Linked DNA regions of Mus musculus: region 1 is linked to region 2. The links are chromatin loops, found by intact Hi-C in ENCODE. Cell type or tissue: left cerebral cortex. All regions are shown on one strand. Links, peaks and the distances in the headings refer to the core of each region. The heading gives the core; the rest is flanking DNA. Region 1 has its middle 9.7 kb from the start of Neurl1a. Region 2 holds the start of Taf5 (TATA-box binding protein associated factor 5).

Region 1 (9,330 bases), core at 772-8,771, 100 kb before region 2:
GACAGAGAGATTAGAACTCTAGGAGTCAGTCAGAGGTGGAGAGATTTGCCCTGGCCTCTGAAGAAGTCGGGCGTATGAAACTCAGGAGAGGTAACTAGCCTTGTGGCAGACATAAAATAGTTTAAATGGGTTATGTAAGGTGTGAGCTGGTCGGGGAACGAGCCAAAGCTTCTGGCCTAGGCGTTCATTCATAAATCAATAAGCCTCCAAGTCTGTAGCCGTCCAGTGGCCATGGATGAACTGGGTCACCTGAAAGGGGGCTGGAAGTGAAAAGGACAGGGTGCGAGAGAAGGATGACGCCAAGACAAGGTGCTGCTGGTCAAGGCTCCAAGTTGAATATTCAGCACTGTGTTTATTTAGGACAAGCCCACAGACCCATGCTCTGTTTCAGCTGGATTATGTTGCAAAGCAAGCTCTTGGGGCAGCCTACTCTTCTAAGTTCCTCTAGGAAATTGCAGATGAGGCAAGGGGAAGACTCCACCTGGGTCGTTAAACCCATTGTGGCAAGCACTTACGGACTGTTTAGTCTACTCAAGGCTGGGGGAAAGGGCACAACTCCCCCTTTTTTTGTTTTTTAAAGATGAGAAGGACCAGTAGCTAGATGGGGGCACAAGACTTACTTGTTTTCCATAATCCCGTCTAGGGTAAAGAGGATGACCATGCCTGTCTTAAGTCGGTGTTGTCTATATATAGCTTCTTCTTACCCATCAGGGAGCACAAACAGAGCATTGATATAGTCTCTGTCTTAGGTTGATCGGAGCTCAGGAACACTCTTGCCCATCTCTGACTATTGGCCTTCTATAGCCCACTCTTTCCCATTCAGACCAAAGCCACGAAGGACAATTGAATAGGCACTCAATGCATCTCTTCATAGGGATGAATAACTGCCATGGTGAATAGCTGAGCTTGCTGAGAGCGATCCTGTATGAAGGCAACTGATTAAGATACAAAGTCCAAAAGTTAAACGCAACAAGATTGTAACTAATAGTCCAAGCAGTGTAGAAATTAAAGCTGCGATGGCTGGAGCGATGGCTCAACAGTTAAGAACACCACCAACTGCTCTTCCAAAGGCCCTGAGTTCAATTCCCAGCAACCACATGGTGGCTCACAACCATCTGTAATGGGGTCTGATGCTCTTCTGGTGTGTCTGAAGAGAGCAATGGTGAATACATAAATAAAGTTGTAAGCCATGGGGAAGTGGAGAACCAGGATTCAAACAATCCCTGATTCTGTCCTTTTTCTCTTTTCCTTTTGGCCAGTCCTTCTCGAACTTTAGCCTTTACTATTCCTGAATGATCGATGTAAAAACAACATTCCTCATGGAGGGATGCACATAGTCCTCCCTGTTGAAGGAATAAAAGATCAAGTCCTCTCCTGTTTTGAAAAACGCTCTCCTAAAACAAGGAGTTTACAGATTCTTGCAAATGGGAAATAGAGGTTTCTATCCTTTCTATATCTTTTTCTATTGCTGTTCTAAGGAGTTTATAATTTTTTCCTTGAGAAACCAGTGCCAGTAGCTGCTCCTCCCACACTCAGAGAGTTCCTTGGAATCCAAATTTTAAATTTTAAAATAAAAAGCATGATTTCAGTAATTTTGTGGTGTACAGAGATATAATTCCCCCCCCTTTTTTTGTTTTTTGTTTGTTTTTGTTTTTGTTTTTCAAGACAGGGTTTCTCTGTGTAGCTCTGGCTGTCCTGGAACTCACTTTGTAGACCAGGCTGGCCTTGAACTCAGAAATCTGCCTGCCTCTGCCTCCTGAGTGCTGGGATTAAAGGCGTGCACCACCACGCCCAGCTTGGTTTTTTTTTTTTTTTTTATGAAGATATTGTTTTAAAGTTCCATGGGCTGGTTCCACAATACCTTGTCCTTCAGGATAATAAGAAAATATGGGTAACATCCATTTGCCATAATTGATTAGGTACGAGTCCTCGAGGAATAACACCATTATGTGGTACATGAAGAAATTGAGGACAGTGAGAACAATTCTTTACAATTTGACGTGCATATTTTCTAGAAATACCAAATTATTGTCTCAAACTATTACTATTTTGATGATATAAAGAATGAGATTGTATGTATGGCTAAGTGTTCCTGTAAGGCCTATAATCTGCCTGGTATACAATTCTGCTGTGGCATTGCCCAGGGGTCCAAACAATCCAGTATGAGCTCTTAAATGTCCTATAAAGTAAGGAACAGTACATGATTTTTTTTTAAAGTCCTAGAACTTACTCTGTAGACCAGGCTGGCCTTGAACTCAGAGATCCACCTGCCTCTGCCTCCCAAGTGCTGGGACTAAAGGCGTGCACCACCACTGCCCAGCTCAGTACATGATTTTTTTTTTTTTTAAGATTTATTTATTTATTATATGTAAGTACACTGTTGCTGTCTTCAGACACTCCAGAAGAGGGTGTCAGATCTCATTACGGATGGTTGTGAGCCACCATGTGGTTGCTGGGATTTGAACTCCGGACCTTCGGAAGAACAGTCGGGTGCTCTTACCCACTGAGCCATCTCACCAGCCCCTCAGTACATGATTCTTAAATTAAGCTGTACTTGTATAAATAACTGCAAAATTTGCTCTTCCAGTTAGATTTCCTTTTCTTTTCCAGCAGCTAGCAGCCTTTATTCTCACCATACCTGAAACTGCTCCCACCGATATTGTGGCTCCAGCTCCTGTAGAGAAGTCTCCCACCAAGAAGAAGATGACAAAAAAGGCTGGTGTGGCTAAGTGCAAGGCCACAGGCCCTACGGTGCACGAGCTCATAACTAAGGCTATGTTTGCCTCTAAGGAGGACGGTGGCGTGTGCCTGCCTGCCCTTAAGAAGGCACTGGCTTCTGGTGGCTACCATGTCGAGAAGAACAACAACCGCGTCAAGCTTAGGCATAAGAGTCCGGTGAGCAAGGGTACCGTGGTGCAGACCAAGGGAGCCGGTGCCTCGGGTTCTCTCAAGCTTAACAAAAAGGCGGTTTCCAGTGAGGCCAAGCCTAAGAAGACTGGGGCTGCCGAGGTTAAGAAGCCTTCAGGTGCCACCCCTAAAAAGCCTAAAAAGGCTGCAGGGGCAAAGAATCCTGTGAAGAAAACTCCAAAGAAAGCAAAGAAGCCTGTGGCATCTGGAGTAAAGAAAGTTGCCAAGAGTCCTAAGAAGGCCAAGGCTAGTGCCAAGCCTAAAATGGCAGTAAAGAGCCCACCAAAGCCCAAGGCGGTGACGTCTAAGGCATCCAAACCCGAGGTTACCAAGCCCAAGACAGCTAAACCTAAGGCTGCCAAGGCAAAGAAGGTTGTTTCCAAAAAGAAGTAGGTTTGCTTGTGACAGCAACAAAGCCCCACTTTGGGCGCCACCTGTAGCCATCCAGCGGCCATGGTTGAACTGGATCACCTGAAAGGGGAGCTGGAAATGAAAAGGATGGGGTGTGAGAGAAGGATGAAGCCAAGACAAGGTTCTGACCAGGGCTCCAAGTTTAATATTCAACAGTGCATTTATATAGGACAAGCCCACAGACCCATGCTCTGTTTCAGCTGGATTTGTTACAAAGCAAGCTCCTGGGGCAGCCTATTCTTCTAAGTTCCTCTAGGAAATTGCAGGTGCAGCAAGGGGAAGACTCCACCTGGGTCGTTAAACCCATTGGCAAGCACTTGAGGTCTGTTTAGTCTGCTCAAGGCTGGGGCCAAAGACACACAAGTAGTTATTGAGGAACTGGGTTGTGGGTGGGAAAAACCTGAGGTGACACTCACTACCTAGTAACCCACATAAGGCAACCTTCAAACACCTGTAACTTTAGCTCCAAGGCATCCAGGACCCTCCTCTGGCCTCTGCAGGTGCCTCTATGTACCGGTACACACAAACACATAGGTACACACATGTCAAATAAAATAAATATTGTTTTAGGATAAAATAGACCACACCTCACATGAAAGGAAGGTCATTACACATTTTGAAAGGAATTTTACTGCTGTGGCTCTTGGATTCAGAGAACAAGGAAGTCACTGAATTTATAACTGATTTTATTTCTGTGTAGTCATGCATGAGTTGGATTTCTTGCCAAGTGAAGAAAAAAAAAACATGGTCATCAAGAATAATGAAATATTTATGAGTACTACATATAATGATTAGTGGAATTGACACAATGTCACATTTTAGAAGCATTTATGCCAACATTACTTTTTAAAGTTTCTTTTTTTAAAAAATAATTTGGAGTCACATCAATTTCCCCCTAAGTCATAAGAAGATCCTTAAAAGTCCTACTACCAGCCTAAGTACTCATTCTAGGACGCCCATAGATAAAACCCAGGCCTGAATCGAGCTTTCTCGTTGCAGCTCAGTGTGTAAGTGGAGTCTCCTCTAAGAAGCAGGAAGGAAAACAAACCTCCCATCCAGGAAGCGTGTGTCACGACCTCAAGCCCAAGCTTCCATTGGCCCTTCCAAGGCCACTGGCTGAGATAATTATAGAAAGTGGAATTTATTTCAATTTTTTTCATTTAAAAATTGTATGTGTATGGGTGTTCTGTTTACATGTGTGCCTCTGTACTGGGCGCATGCAGTACCTTCGGAAGCCAGGAGAGGGCACCGGAACTTCTAGGACTAGAGTTCTGGAAGGTTGTGTGGTTTCGGGTAATCTAACTGTGTCTTCTGGAAAATACTGTTCTGCTCTTAACCATCTTTGCTGCTCTGAGCCATCTTTTTAGCTATAAGTGGCATTTGTAAAGCACTTGTCTGCACGGGGTCCTGGCCTAAGTACTACCAATGAATGAGCTGATTGACTGGGATCCGCCCTGAGTTACATACTGGTGGTGTCAGGGCTCTTCCTGTTGAACAAGGGAGAATCCCAAGGCTTAGCGATGTTGCCTAGAGCTGACTTGAGAGGAGGGCTGAGTTCAGATCCCTGCGGACCTGGAGCTGCACTGGATTAGAATCCCTCCAGCATAAGGGGGAAGATATTGCATTAGCTTCACTGTGTTCAGAAACCAGCGTCTCCCTGCTTCACTTCCCAGACTCTTTAGCCGCGGGGAGAGCCAGCGGCTAATGAACACAAAATAGAGGCAGGGAACACTGAAACCAAAGAGAGGTGCTGGAAATGGGTGCATTACCCAGCATCCTGTTTCTCTCATAGATAATTTAAATGCCCTATCCTTGACAAAAACGCCTCCCGCACACGTCTAAAGACAAATGGCGCCTCTCCAGTTAAGCCTCTTAGCCTTAAGTCACACCAAAAGCTCTTCGTCCTAACAGCCAGTGCGGATGAGCTGAGGCCTCAGCAGTCGCTGCTGCTCAGGAGGGGTCCCACAGGCACACCCGAAGGCGATTCAAGGGTCTCTCCCTTCTTCCTTCTCATCTCAAGTTCTCCTCATCTACCACTAGAGGGCAGTAGAAAATCATGGGCATCTCCTTCGTGCCTTCCAACTTGTGAGGGAGAAGAGAACCTCAGGCCAATCACAACCCTTCAAAGGACGTTGGTCGTTCCGACATCTTTCAAAAGGCAAAGATCTTTTTGGAAGGGCAACGTATGTTGTGTGGCTTGCATTAACTACTTTCTTATAAAGGAGATGTCATTGAAGAAACTGTCCCTACTCAGCCACTCAGCTTGTTTGCCCTTCTAACCCGGCTGCACCAAGACCTCTTCCTCATCACAGTGGGGAGGAGGTTCCTCCCCACTGTGGCAACTGACCAAAGAAGGACAAATCACCCCCAAGCATTCATCTGCCTAAGTAAGCCAAGGCCCTCCTGGAGCTCTCCCGGACCCCTTCGGAGCACTCCCGGGCCTCTTTGGAGGACTCCTGTGCTGCCTCTACTTATTGAGAATAAACATCTGCTTATGTCTAGCATCCGACCCAGGTTTCTCCTTGGCTTGGCTCTCTGAGCCGGTTCTTATCCTCAGAGCTGAACCACCTCCTTCTCAGACCAATCTCTCCACAAACACCCACTTCCCACTGGGGCAGCTAGAGACAGCTGTCATGAGTTACATCAGCAAGAGGATAAAAGAAGGCTGGGCGTGGTGGTGCATGCTTTTATCCCAGCACTTGGAAGGCAGAAGTAGGCAGATATCTACAGTTCAAGGCCAGCCTGGTCTACATAGAGAATTCTGGTTTATATATTAGAATGAATACACACACACACACACACACATATACATATATATATATATATATATATATACATACACACACACACACACACACATTAGAACCACTGAGCCATCTCTCTAACTCCTTTAATCCTGGTTGTTGTTGTTGTTTGTTTTGTTGTTTTTGTTTTGATTTTTTTTTTTTTTTTTTGGACAGGGTTTCTCTGTGTAGCCCTGGCTGTCTTGAAACTCACTTTGTAGACCAGGCTATCCTTGAACTCACAGAGATTTCCCCTGCTTCTGCCTCCCTAGTGCTGGGATTAAAGGCATGTGCTTCCATGCCTGGCCTTAATTCCGTTTTTAAAAAATAACTTTGTGGAGAACTGGAGACATGGCTCAGCCAGTGGAGACATTGTGCTGGTTGGTTTTTGTCAGTTTGATCCAAGCTAGAGATAGCTGGGAAGGTGGACCCTAAGTCGAGGAATGCGCTCCATCAGACTGACCTGTGAATATGTCTGTTGGAGCATGTTCTTGGTTTATAATTGATAGAAGAATGCCTATCCACTTTGGTGTTGCATGTAGTTTTAAAAGCACACTACCACCTTAGCCAGGGAGCTGCAACCACACTCCCAGATCCTCCCAGCTTAGCTCCAGATCAGCTGCCCCCAGCACTGACCCAGCCTGCCTGGGAGCTGGTGCACTCTGGCCTCTCCCGGCTCCCCTTTGTCTCTCCCAGCTTCCCTTTGTCTCTCCCAGCTTAGCTCCAGGGGTCAATGATAATCAGCCCCAACCCGGCCTCTCTCTCTAGCCATGCTATGCTCTGGGAGTTGACCACTCCACCAGCCCACTCCCAAGGACCTAGACTCCTTGGATAAAGGACAGACAGACAGCTTTATTATTTTAGAGCTTGCCGACTAGGCACAATTGCTAGGCACAGAATCTCCTGCCTGGAAAGGTGTGCCCTCATCAATTATTATCTCCATTTCTTCTCCTACTCTAAACTTAGTAATTTGTGTCAGCTAACACCCCCCCCCCCACACACACACACACACCTCCTTGGCCATCTGCCCATAGCAGAGGCCACTGGTTCTAGCTGCCCCAAGATCTTACACGATTGCTGTGTGCTTCACCTGGCAGAAAAGCCCTCCACCCACACCCAGTCTCCTTTTCCTCTTGGGACCAGGAAGCCCCACCTGTCCGTTCTGCCAAGCAATTGGCTCCCAACCTTCTTTATTAACAAGTCAAGAACCAGTTAAAGAACCAGACCTTAATGTCAGCACCTCCCACTATGCTATGGTGCCACCCCTGGACAGGTGGTTCTAGATTATAAGAAAGTAAGCTGAGTAAACCATAGAGAGCAAGTCAGAAAGCATGTTCCTCCCTGGCTTCTGCTTCACTTCGTGCCTTAGGCTCCTACCCTATCTTCTCTGGATAATAGGCAATAACCTGCAAGCTGGAACAAGCCTTTCCTCTCCAAGTTGATTTCCATCAGTATTTTATCAAAGCAGCACAAAGCAAATTAAGACAGAAATTGGTCCCAGAAGTGGGGTATTGTAATGAACCTGACTGTGTTGTTCTTGAAAGTTTGTTGAAAGGATTTTGTTGTTGTTGTTGTTTTGTTTTGTTTTTTGTTTCTTTTTTTCGGGGCTCTGAGCTGGAGAAGGCTGTTAAGTGCTTAGAGCTTAATGAATTGTTATGGTAATCTGGGAGATGGAAATGTTGGGAGTGTAATAGGCCTAGCTTGTGAAGTTTCATAGGTAGGTGAAGACTCCATTGGGGCTACTCACACGGTATAGTGAATTAAAAGTCTGTGGAAGTGAAACTTTTGCTTTACTGGGGCAGTGGATGCTGGATAGTCAGGGCTGAAAAACCGGCAGTCATTAATAGAGATCAACATCACAGAGGTGAAATCTGGGATGTAATTTCTCAGGATCGCCACGCAGAAGCTATGATTTAGTTGGAGACTGAGGCTGCATATCAAGCTGGTATCAGAACCTAGAAAATAATGTGTAAGAGTCTCCCACATAATGGTGCTGGGTTTTTTCTTTTCTTTTCTTTTCTTTTCTTTTCTTTTCTTTTTTTTTTTCTTTCTTTTTTTTTGAAGGACTGAAGACGTCGTGGAGAGGAACTGAGGCACAGAACTACATGACAGGGTCAGAGTCTCTCTAAAGAGAAGGCCAGGAGTCCATGGTTAAAATGAAGCCTAAGTTGCAGACCCAGAATATTGGAGATGATAGGACTGGGGGACAAAAGACAGTAGCAGCTATAAAGTGGAGCTGGCCTGAGCCATCAACACAAGCTGTGTATACTGTGAATAGCCAAGCAGTAGAACTGGAGTTACCCTAGCCCTTAGGAACCTAGGAAATTGTGAGTCCTGGGTATTAGACCCTGACTGTGAGACATTTAAAATTATATTATGTCTTTTTTTCCCACATATATTATGTCTTACATCATGATTTTTGACATGAAATCTTGGGGATCAAGAAGAAAGGAAAGGTTATGGTTTAATAGTGATGGTTGTGTGTCAAGTTGACAAAGGTTCACTTGTGTTGGTTAGTTTTTGTCAACTTGACACAACTAGTCAACTCAGGAGAGGGAACTTCAATTGAAGAGTTGGTCTCCATAAGATTGGCTTCATTTGCATGCCTGTGGGTCATTTTCTTGATTAACTATCGATATGGTTGATGCCACTGTGGGCAGATGGGCCTGGGTTGTAGAGGGAAACAAACTGAGCAAGCCATGGAGAGTAAGACAGTAGGCAGTCTCCTTCCATGGTCTCTGCTTCAGTGTCTGCCTCCACGTTCCAGGTTTCAGCTCCTGCTTTGGCTTCCCTAGGGAACAGACTGTGTCCTTATGACAATCAATGCTTTCCTATCCAAGTTGCTTTTGGTCAAAGTGTTTTATCACAGCAGCAGAGAAACAAACTAATAAGCTCCCACAAATTATCCTCTGAGTATCATATGCATGAGCCTCTGCCTCCAAAAGGCTGGCATTACCCACACTCAACACCAAAACCCAGGTGTAGTGGGAATTCTGGAATTTTGATTTCTTTTAAAACACACACATGTGCGCGCACACACACACACACACACACACACACAGAGAGAGAGAGAGAGAGAGAAATAGTATAAGAATGTGCTTTGTTTTAACCCCAGGTGTGGGTTTATGGACACTGCCCACAGCAATTGGCTATGTTTTGCCTTGTCCCCTGCAGGGGGACGGTTTTGCCAGCTTCAGATAGTTTCTGCAATTATGTGACGTTTGGAATT
Region 2 (9,330 bases), core at 693-8,692:
TCAAGAGGCAGAGTGAGTTCAAGACCAGCCTGGTCTACAGAGAAAGTTCCAGTACAGCCAGGACTATTATGCAGAAAAACCCTGTCTCTTTAATTAATACATATATATATTAAAATAAAGGCTTCTAGTGTAGAAATGTTATTATCAGACAAAGAAAGGGGAGGGAGTGACAGTTTGCTTTCAGTACCTTCAATTAGGAATCTGAGTATAAAGAGTGGATAATAGCTTTCAGGAGTTGTTATCCACAAGTCCTGACCTCAAGCTCTGTAGCTTGCACTGAAGCGCTGCCTTCAGTCAGCCCAACCCTGCCCCCTTGGCATCTGTAACAATGCTTTCCGGGACTTCTCCATGTTTCTCCACCTTTTCCTTTTCTGTATCCTATACTTGTTAATGTTGGAGCTCTTCAAGCCAATGTATGGCTCTAGGTGCTCCTCTCCTCTCAGCTGTTATATAGGGGAACGGGATTACATTAGACTGGACTGTTGGCAGACCTGTCTTGGAAGTACTGGGGATTTTTGGGGGTTTTTACCTTTTTTTTTTCTTTTTTTTGGTTTGAGGTTGAGGTTTGTTTGTTTGTTCGTTTGTTTTTGTTTTGTTTTGAAGACAAGGTTTCTCTCTGTGGAACTCAAGCTGTAGACCAGGCTGACCTCACTCAGAGACCCACCTGCCTCTGCCTCCTAAGTGCCGGGATCAGAGTTGTGCACCACCATGCTACATGCGCTTAGTGGTTCTTAGTGGATTCTTAAATTACTTAAAAGTTCACTTGAACTGGAACTACAGACTAGTACCTCTACTTGACACATCACATCCTCCTCCGGGGATTTCTGTCAGGAAGTCGTCCTTCTCCAGAGGACACCCCAGAAATCTGCATTGGCAATGGTGTCTCACCTCAATGTCCATCCCTGCACTGTGGGGTCAGTCTGCCTTTCACTTCACCAGCAGACTGTTTCTCAACAGCGGTATTACTGATATATTGGGCAAGACAATTCTCTGCTAAGTAGGACTATCTATACATCCCAGAATAGTTACTATTCTTCCCTCCTCCCCAACAGGTATTTATGACAAACAAACATGCCTCAACATATTTCTAGGTGTCTATGGGAAAGAGGACTGCCACCACCATTAAGAAGCACTTCACTCTAGTCATCCAATAGTCCTGTCCCTCACCGTGTGTTTGCCTCTGCAAAAAAAAAGCCTTTTAAAACGCATACTCTGGGGTGGGCGGGGGGCGGGGAGGTAGAGACCATGCCTATAACCCTAGCACTCAGAAGGGAGAAACCAACAGATCTCTGCAAGTTTGAGGTCAGCCTGGTCTACACAGTAAGTTCCAGGCTAGGCAGGACTACACACTAAGATCCTGTTTTAGGAAAAGGACAAAAGGGGTTGGGGATTTAGCTCAGTGGTAGAGTGCTTGCCTAGCAAGCACAAGGCCCTGGGTTTGGTCCTCAGCTCTTGGGGGGGGGGGGGGGGGGAGGGAAAAGGACAAAAAAGACTGCAATTAATGAATGATCCTCTAATGACATCTATAGCAGAGATGCCTCACTGTGCCCAAATGCTCATTTTAACTCCCTTCCTCCGTAACAAAACACCTGACTATTAGCTGGGGACAGACATCTCGGGGAAGATCGCAGGAAAGATGGCATTTCCTACATTTGTCGCTAGGGATGGTCACTGATAAAAAGTTAGAAAAAGAAGTGTGAGCATCTCCCAGGAACGTGTGCCTTTCTTGCTGACTAGAACAGCGTTTGGACTGCTGTCCAACAGAGGACCAGCTTGTGCCTGGAAGAGAAGCTCCTGACAAGAACACTGGCCGATGACTGAGGACTTAGCTATCAGCCCTAAAACTGACGTTTTACTTAAGCCTCTTGTTTGCGTTGTTAGTCATCTTCTAATCTAATCCTAACACAGTTCCTACTGCTCTCAGAATCCAGTTTTTATTCATAATCATTGAGTTTTTCAGTGACTCTCAATCAAATCTAGTCTTATCCAGTGTAAGTCCCTATTATTCCTATGACACAGATCCTCAACGCAGTGCAAGAACCTGCCTGCTGCTCCCAACTGAACGCTGTACCACAGCCCTGCACATTACTGGCCTCAGCTGCTATGGGCTTCTTTCCGTCTCTGTAGTTACAGGTATGCTCTTCTCCTCCACTGGCTAATTCCTAGCAGCCCTTCCTCAGTTCTCGTTTCAGGACTGTTTCCTCTGGAGGATCAATCCTGCCTGTGTGTCAGGTTCATGCTGCCCAAGGCACCTGTCCTTCTGATTTACATTTGTGTGGTTACAGATGTGTGTGCTTATACATACATAGATAGATAAAGACGTTAAGATTCACATACTTCTCAAAGAATGATTTTGCTTCATTTTCATGTTGATTATAAACTAGCTCCAAGTACATATGTACAAACAGAGGATAAAAGAGTTGGGATAACTCTGCTCGATGGCAGTCCAGAGAACATTCAATGAAGTGTTTCAGTCCACTGTAGTATTCTTCATACATTGTAGGGTCTCCTTGTTGGTTGTAGGCCGACAAGACAGCACTGACGTCTGGCTGGTCTTCCACAGCTACACTTGCAACTGTTTAAAAAATGAATGACAACTTTTAAGAAAATGATCTAATTGCACCAAGCAGATGAGGTTTTGCTAAGGCCCCAGGGACGACTGTTTCTCAGAATTGTCCCTGTCCTCTCTACTTCTCTTCCGCAACACAACCACGCATCTTTTCCTTTTTTAGTTTTGTATTACATTTGCTTATTTTGTGTATATGTGTGGCTGTGATGAGGCTAGCAGGCAGACAAGCCATAATAGTTATATGGAGGGCAGAGGACACAGTCAGTAGACAGTTCTCTCCTTCCATGATGGAGGTTTCCAGGACCTATCTCAGTTTGTCAAGCTTGGTGGCAAGTACCTTTACCTGCAAGCTCACAGTCACAAAACCTTTTAATACGACTCAGAATGTTTTTGAGTAGCCCAAGTCAAAACTCGTTCAGTTTGACTTTATCTTACATTTTTAAATCAATAACAAGAACAGTCAACATTTTTTCCTGGAATTGTGTTATTCTAAAGACAAAATGTGCATACAGGATTGGGAATGTGCAAAAGACTTGTCTAGCATGCACAGGCCCGAGGTTGAACTCCCAACACCACCAAATAAATAAATAAATGGATGTGCAAAGGTACCAGTTATGTTAATCTTCTCTTAAGGCTCAGTGCAAACAGCATACATCACACTCCAGTGCCTTGTATATAAATCCTGTACCATCAGTCCTGTGATACCCTCATGTTCAACATCAATCACCTTATATAAAATATCAGCATCTCAGGGGAAAGGGGAACATTTGTTATAGCTCTGGAATATAAAAGGCTACAACTCAACTGCATGTACTGAAAGCAAGTTCTATAACCAATCACTGCAAGGTAGAAAGCCTGAGTATTTGTTTGCAGTATAGCAATACAAAACAATAATGCTTTTTTAAAAATCAAATTAGAGTTTGGATGTTGAAAATTTTGGCAAACTACAGTTATAGTGTTATATCCTGTTATGTTCTTTAAAAAGTGATTATACTACTCTTTATTGAGAAAATTATAATTAAGGTTATAATTTTGTAGTCATTCTCATGGTCTCTTTTTCTCCTTGGTTTCTTGAGTATGATCTAAAAGAATAAGTCAAGTTTCTTGACAGATGAGAGATATTAGAAAAATAGTATAATAATATAAATTGTTACTATACAGTCACAAAATTTAGCATATAGAAAAGACCCTCCTCAGTTACATTTTCCACATATTTTTACTTATCACCCCCTTCCCCCATTACTATATTTAGCTGGGGATGGCTTTCTCACAGTAATTCTCCTTCCTGCCTCAGCATCCCAAGTGCTGGCATTATAAACAAGACACAGTTCTATTTATGGATCACAGTGTCATGTGTTCAAACTCCCTGTCTGGCAATGCTCTCACTGAAACAGATTAACATGTCTAGAACCACTAACCTGGATAACTTAATTCAATAGTTACTGATCTCCTGAGTTTAATTTTTTTAAAGATTTATTTATTATTATACATAAGTACTCCATAGCTGTCTTCAGACACCAGAAGAGGGAATCAGATCTCATTACAGATGGTTGTGAGCCACCATGTGGTTGCTGGGATTTGAACTCAGGACCTTCGGAAGAGCAGTCGGTGCTCTTAACCACTGAGCCATCTCTCCAGCCCCGAGTTTAAAATTTTTAAGTTTGGTGTATATTAAAGACAAGTTTCAGGTAGCTGGGACTCTCCTTCCACCGTGTCGGTTCTGAGGACCCAACTCAGGGGATCATACATGGCAGCAAGCGTCTTCATCCGAAAGTGTTTTACGATATGGATTTGTGACAAGTTTCTGGGAGAAACGTGGACATGGGTTGTCAGTAACTGGAGTCAGGAACTAAACTTTCAGAACTAGGCACATTACTCATTACATCTTAGACTCGTAATAACTTACTTAGTAAAAAGGCAAAATAAAATAAAATAACCCCCCCAAAAAAAAACCTTTAACTGACATCACACAAGAAAAAGCAACAGAGACAAAAAGGTCTGCCCCACTCCTGCCCGTAGACTTAAGAGTTTTCAAAAGCTCTGCAAGGCAGATTCCCAGACTCTGCCCTTACAGAGTTTAATAAGCCTTAAGTGATGCTCAGAAATCCTCTAAAACACTTAACACCAGCGGTTCTCAGCCCACATTCTAAGAAACACTTACAACCTCCACTCTGGAGGTGTTATCCAAAGCAAGCCCTTCCGGCTTTGCTCAAAAAGTCCGTTGTCTCGTCTCAAAAGGAGAGATGAGAACTATACAGTTGTGAAAAATCAAGACACGGAAAGTACCTGCTGTACAATAGTAGTATGGGAATGTGACAGTACGATACTCGTGTTCACGCGAACCCAATCCTAGGTTCCTAAGTCTAAGTAAGAGCAGAAACCCCGAAACCCCTAAGGTTCCCCTCTTCTGTCAATCCCCGGTCCCTGGCGCCTCCCTCGACTCCACAGCCCTGCTGCTCAGCCTCTGGCTGGAACTGACAGCTCAGAAGAGGGTTTGACTGCGCAGCCGGCGCAGGAGCGAAAGGGGCGGGCGTGTGGCCCTAGAGGCGGGCCCAGGAAATTCAAAACAAGCCCGCAGAGGTGCAGGCCCGCCAGCCCTCGCCTTCCCGGCTAGCTCCCCTTCCAGCCGGCGCTCCTCAGCCCGGGAGCCCGAGACTCACCCTTTCCCGGAGCCGCAGGACCTGAGGCTGAACCCGAGAACACCGAGGTCACCGAGGCGCCCGTCCCCGGAGGCTCGGGGGCCGCAGAGCCGGGAACTGAAGCGGTGACCCGGCTGAGAAGCGCGCTGGCCGCCTCCGCGCCGGCCCCGTCCAACTCTCCCGGAGCTCCGGAGCCCGCCACCGCCTCCTCCAGCAGCCGGGCCTCCCGGCGCAGCGCCTCTTCGGCCTCGCGGAGGTTGCTCTGCCGGAGGAATTGCAGCACGGCCAGGAGGGTCTGTCGGTCGTGGGGAGCGCCGGCCTCCGCCGGAGCGGCGGGCACCGGGGCCGCCCCCGCCGGGGCAGCGGCGGAGACAGCCACCCCAGGCTTGGGGGTCCCGCCGTCCCCGCCGGCCGCCGCTGCCACTGCCACATTCCCGCCGCCGCCGCCGTTGGGGCCGTTGTTGGGAGTGCCGCCGCTCCCCTCGCCTGCGCCGTCGCCAGCCTGCGGAGGTAGCAGCGTCGGCGGTCCCTCAGGCTCTAGCTTGACCGCCACCTCCGTCTGCTCCTCCGCCAGCGCCGCCATCTTGCGGCTGAGCCACCTCGCGCCGTCAAGCGTGACTGCGTTTTCGCCACATGGAGGGCGGGGGTAGGGCGTTTCACGACAGCCGGGGCAGGCCATTTACGGCAGTGGGAGGAGCTAGCGAGGAGAAAAGGCACGAGAAAGAGCTACTTTCAAAACCGAGCGAAAGGCAGGCAGGAAGTGGGAGTTGCTTACCGTCAGTCTCTATTGCATTTGCCTGCTAATTACCGTTTATTGCATTCAGGCGATGAGATAGCCGTTTTATATTATACGAGCTCTTTTAATTCAACAAGTTTAAAGGTGCTAATCCCTGGAGTCTTTACAGACGGCTTAACCAGAATCCAAAGAGGTTAAATACCATGCTAAAATCACACGCGAAGAAAACGATTCACGCCCAGGTATTTAATTCAAAAGCACATAGCATTTATCAGAAAGAGGCCTCCTAGTTACTGGAAAGGCTCTCTGATGCTGTGGGCTGAGCAGTGGTTACTTTTTCAGTTTTTCTTTCTTTCTTTTTTTTTTTTTTTTTTTGGTTTGGTTTGTTTTTTCGAGACAGGGTTTCTCTATAGAGCCCTGGCTGTTCTGGAACTCACTTTGTAGACCAGGCTGGCCTCGAACTCAGAAATCCGCTGAGTGCTGCGATTAAAGGCGTGCGCCACCACGCCCGGCTCTTTTTCACTTTTTATTCCTGTAAAAATCTAGCTTTGTGAACTTTACAGTATATGTTATATCGTTTATTTTTTTTAAAAAAGCCTTTAAGCTGGATGTAGTTTCTAAAAATAAATTTAAGCCGAAGATAGAGGTCACAGGATCGCCTCAGCAAGTTCTAGATCAGTCAGGGCTACACTGTCTCCGGAGACCTTGTCTCCAACAAGAACAAGAACAACAAAACCAAAACCAACAACAAAATCAACTATAAAGTTAAAGAGAAAAAAAAGTTAATTTCTTCTCATTCCTTGTTACCAAATAAACCATTTCTGTCCTAAGGAAAAAATTTTTTTTCCTTTTTAAAGAAAAGATTAAGGCAGGGTCTTATGCACGCAGGCTGGCCTTGAACCTGCTGTGAAGTTAAGGGGGACCTTGAATTTCTGGTCCTCCTGCCTTCACCTTCCAAGTGTAGGGGTCCAGCTAAAAAGTTTTTATATAGACGTTTTTATGACTAAAATGTTTCTACTGTGTATTAATTACCCATTGTTACTATTTTGTTGTTGTTTGGGGCAGTACTAGGAAGTGAACCTCACCCTGCCTCTTGAATCCTAGGCAGTGTTCTGCTGCTGGGCTACAACAGCAGCCCTTACTTGGAAGGAGATGGGAAGAAGGTGTCTGACTTGGGGAAGTATGGCCACCTTTGTCCTCTCTACGCGGGTCTCTGAGAGTCCAGCGTCCACGTTGTGCTTTAGCTGAGGCTAATGACTTCAAGTACAGTGTTTCCTGTTTCACCAGAAGAAATAAAGTCACTGGGTGCCTAGGAGACCCTTTTGTTATCTTGTTTCTGTCTTCTTCCTTTCTGCTCCCTGCTCCCAGGGTCCTTAATCATTCAGATTCTGCGTCAGTCTGGGTCTTTGAAGGGCGCCCACTCCTTCTCTCCAGCTCTTGCCCTTCTGATTTCCTTTCATTTCACAGGTTACTGTTTCATTCTGACATTTTTTTTTTAAGATTTATTTATCATGTATACAATGTTCTGCCTGCATGTATGCCTGCACACCAGAAGGGGGCACCAGACCTCATTATAGATGGTTGTGAGCCATCATGTGGTTGCTGGAGATTGAACTCGGGACCTCTGCAACAGCAGCCAATGCTCCTAACCTCTGAGCCATCTCTGCAGTCCTCATTCTGACATTTTTTTTTCTGTAGTTCTTCATACTTAGTAAGCATGTTTACAAATGTTTCTTCTTTGTCCTGCTCCCCCTTGTAGGAAAGTGCCAGTGTACAGTTTTGTCTTCGAGGTCAGTTGGCAGAGAGTTCCTCTACCATCCTTTTCCCTCTCTACCTGTTTTTTTTTTTTCAGTACAATAATACATTTTTAGCCTACAGCTATACCGCTACATTTATTTAGTTTATTTTCTTCAACTGTTGTATTTTTCATAGTATTTTGATTCTATTCTTTGTTGCTATTTTTCCTGAAACCCAACTAGAGGATTTTATTCTCTGTAGATATTTGATAGTGTGTGCAATATTTCTCAAGGATGCTTTTGGCGTCTAAAATTCAGAAATGCTGTTAGACTTACTAAAATGAACAGGACAATATTTCCTCAAAAAACAAGCTGTTTCTTTTCATAGCCTAAAATTATTCAATCCAGAATGTTAGTGTTGCCAAGGCAGCAACACTACCCTGATGTAACTTTATGAACAAATAGTTTGGGTGTTTAGTTTTGTAGGGTCTTTCTTCTCTTTTCTTTTCTTTTCTTTTCTTTTCTTTTCTTTTCTTTCTTTGGCAGACTCTCACTGTGTAGCCTAAACTGGTCTGTGATTCACCATCTTCCTACCTCACCTCACTAGCGCTTAGAACTATTACAGCTATAAGCTGCCACTCTTTTTTTTTTTTTTTTTTTTTTTTGTTAAAAGATTTACTTATTTATTATATGTAAGTACACTGTAGCTGTCTTCACACACTCCAGAAGAGGGCGTCAGATCTTGTTACAGATGGTTGTGAGCCACCATGTGGTTGCTGGGATTTGAACTCTGGACCTTCGGAAGAACAGTCAGGTGCTCTTACCCACTGAGCCATCTCACCAGCCCCTAAGCTGCCACTCTTAGCCAATATGAACTGTTCTCTAATATGGGTTTGGGGGCCTAGAGAAATGGCTCAGTGGTTAAGAACACTAGTGACTCTTACAGTGGACCCAGGTTCAATTCCCAGCACCCACATGACAGCTCAGAACTGTCTGTTTGAGGAGATATGACACCCTCAGAGATGTACATAGAGGCAAAATACTGATACACATAAAATATCTTAAACTAAATAAATATAGGTTTGGAGCCCACTGCTACCATGTGTGGTCCACCCCCATCAGGAGAGAAGGATAATGGAAGAGAGATGAGAGAGAAAGAGGAGTGGAGTCGCTATGAAGAGAGGAGGAACTGGGGAAGAATAGCCTGATGTGAGAGTAGCCTGAGGCATGGTGAAGCTTTGCCCCATGCTGCCACTGACGGCCACATCTGGATCCATCCATGGCCATGACTTAGTGGGGAGGGGAGGTGTCTGTGGATGTCTGTGGGTCATATTACTACCAAAGGCCATGCAGATGTCTTTTGGTCTGGGCTGCTGCTTGAGACCCTGTTGACGTCCAAGGGCTGTGTAGAGCGCTCACTGACAGCGGCACTGAGAGCGGCCCCTGTTCCTCCCTGCACCATGCCTGAGTAGTACAGTAGAGCTGGCCAAGGGGAAGGGGTGGAGGGGAGATACAGATGATCCAGCACAAGAGCATGAATGCAAGAGAGTTGGCCCCAACACTCTGCTGTGAGGCAGATGCAGGAGAGATGACTTTTACACGCACACACACACTTACCCTTCACCCATCACCACCTGTGGCAAGTGGGAG

What was found. Peaks named below come from ENCODE experiments on the same cell type or tissue, not always from the same donor. Only the 100,000 strongest peaks of a DNase experiment are listed, where the experiment ranks them.
Region 1: it touches region 2 in a loop (2.7-fold over the local background); 3 of 42 quality-filtered maps call a loop at or near these places.

The regions. Positions count from the first base shown.
Region 1 is chr19:47,164,439-47,173,768 of GRCm38, reverse strand. It overlaps the pseudogene H1f11-ps. Among named protein-coding and RNA genes, the nearest start is that of Neurl1a, 9.7 kb to the left of the region's middle. In left cerebral cortex, for the core only: CTCF peaks have their summits at 4,546 (motif pointing right) and 5,350 (motif pointing right); DNase peaks (open chromatin) are centred at 4,557, 5,386 and 5,922.
Region 2 is chr19:47,064,226-47,073,555 of GRCm38, reverse strand. Taf5 (TATA-box binding protein associated factor 5) reads right to left here and starts at 5,808. Exons shown (of 11, transcript NM_177342.3): 1 at 5,230-5,808; 2 at 2,338-2,575. The coding sequence starts at 5,791. In left cerebral cortex, for the core only: CTCF peaks have their summits at 5,120 and 7,506 (motif pointing right); DNase peaks (open chromatin) are centred at 5,078, 5,366, 5,862 and 6,439; H3K4me3 peaks cover 2,015 bases; H3K27ac peaks cover 1,408 bases.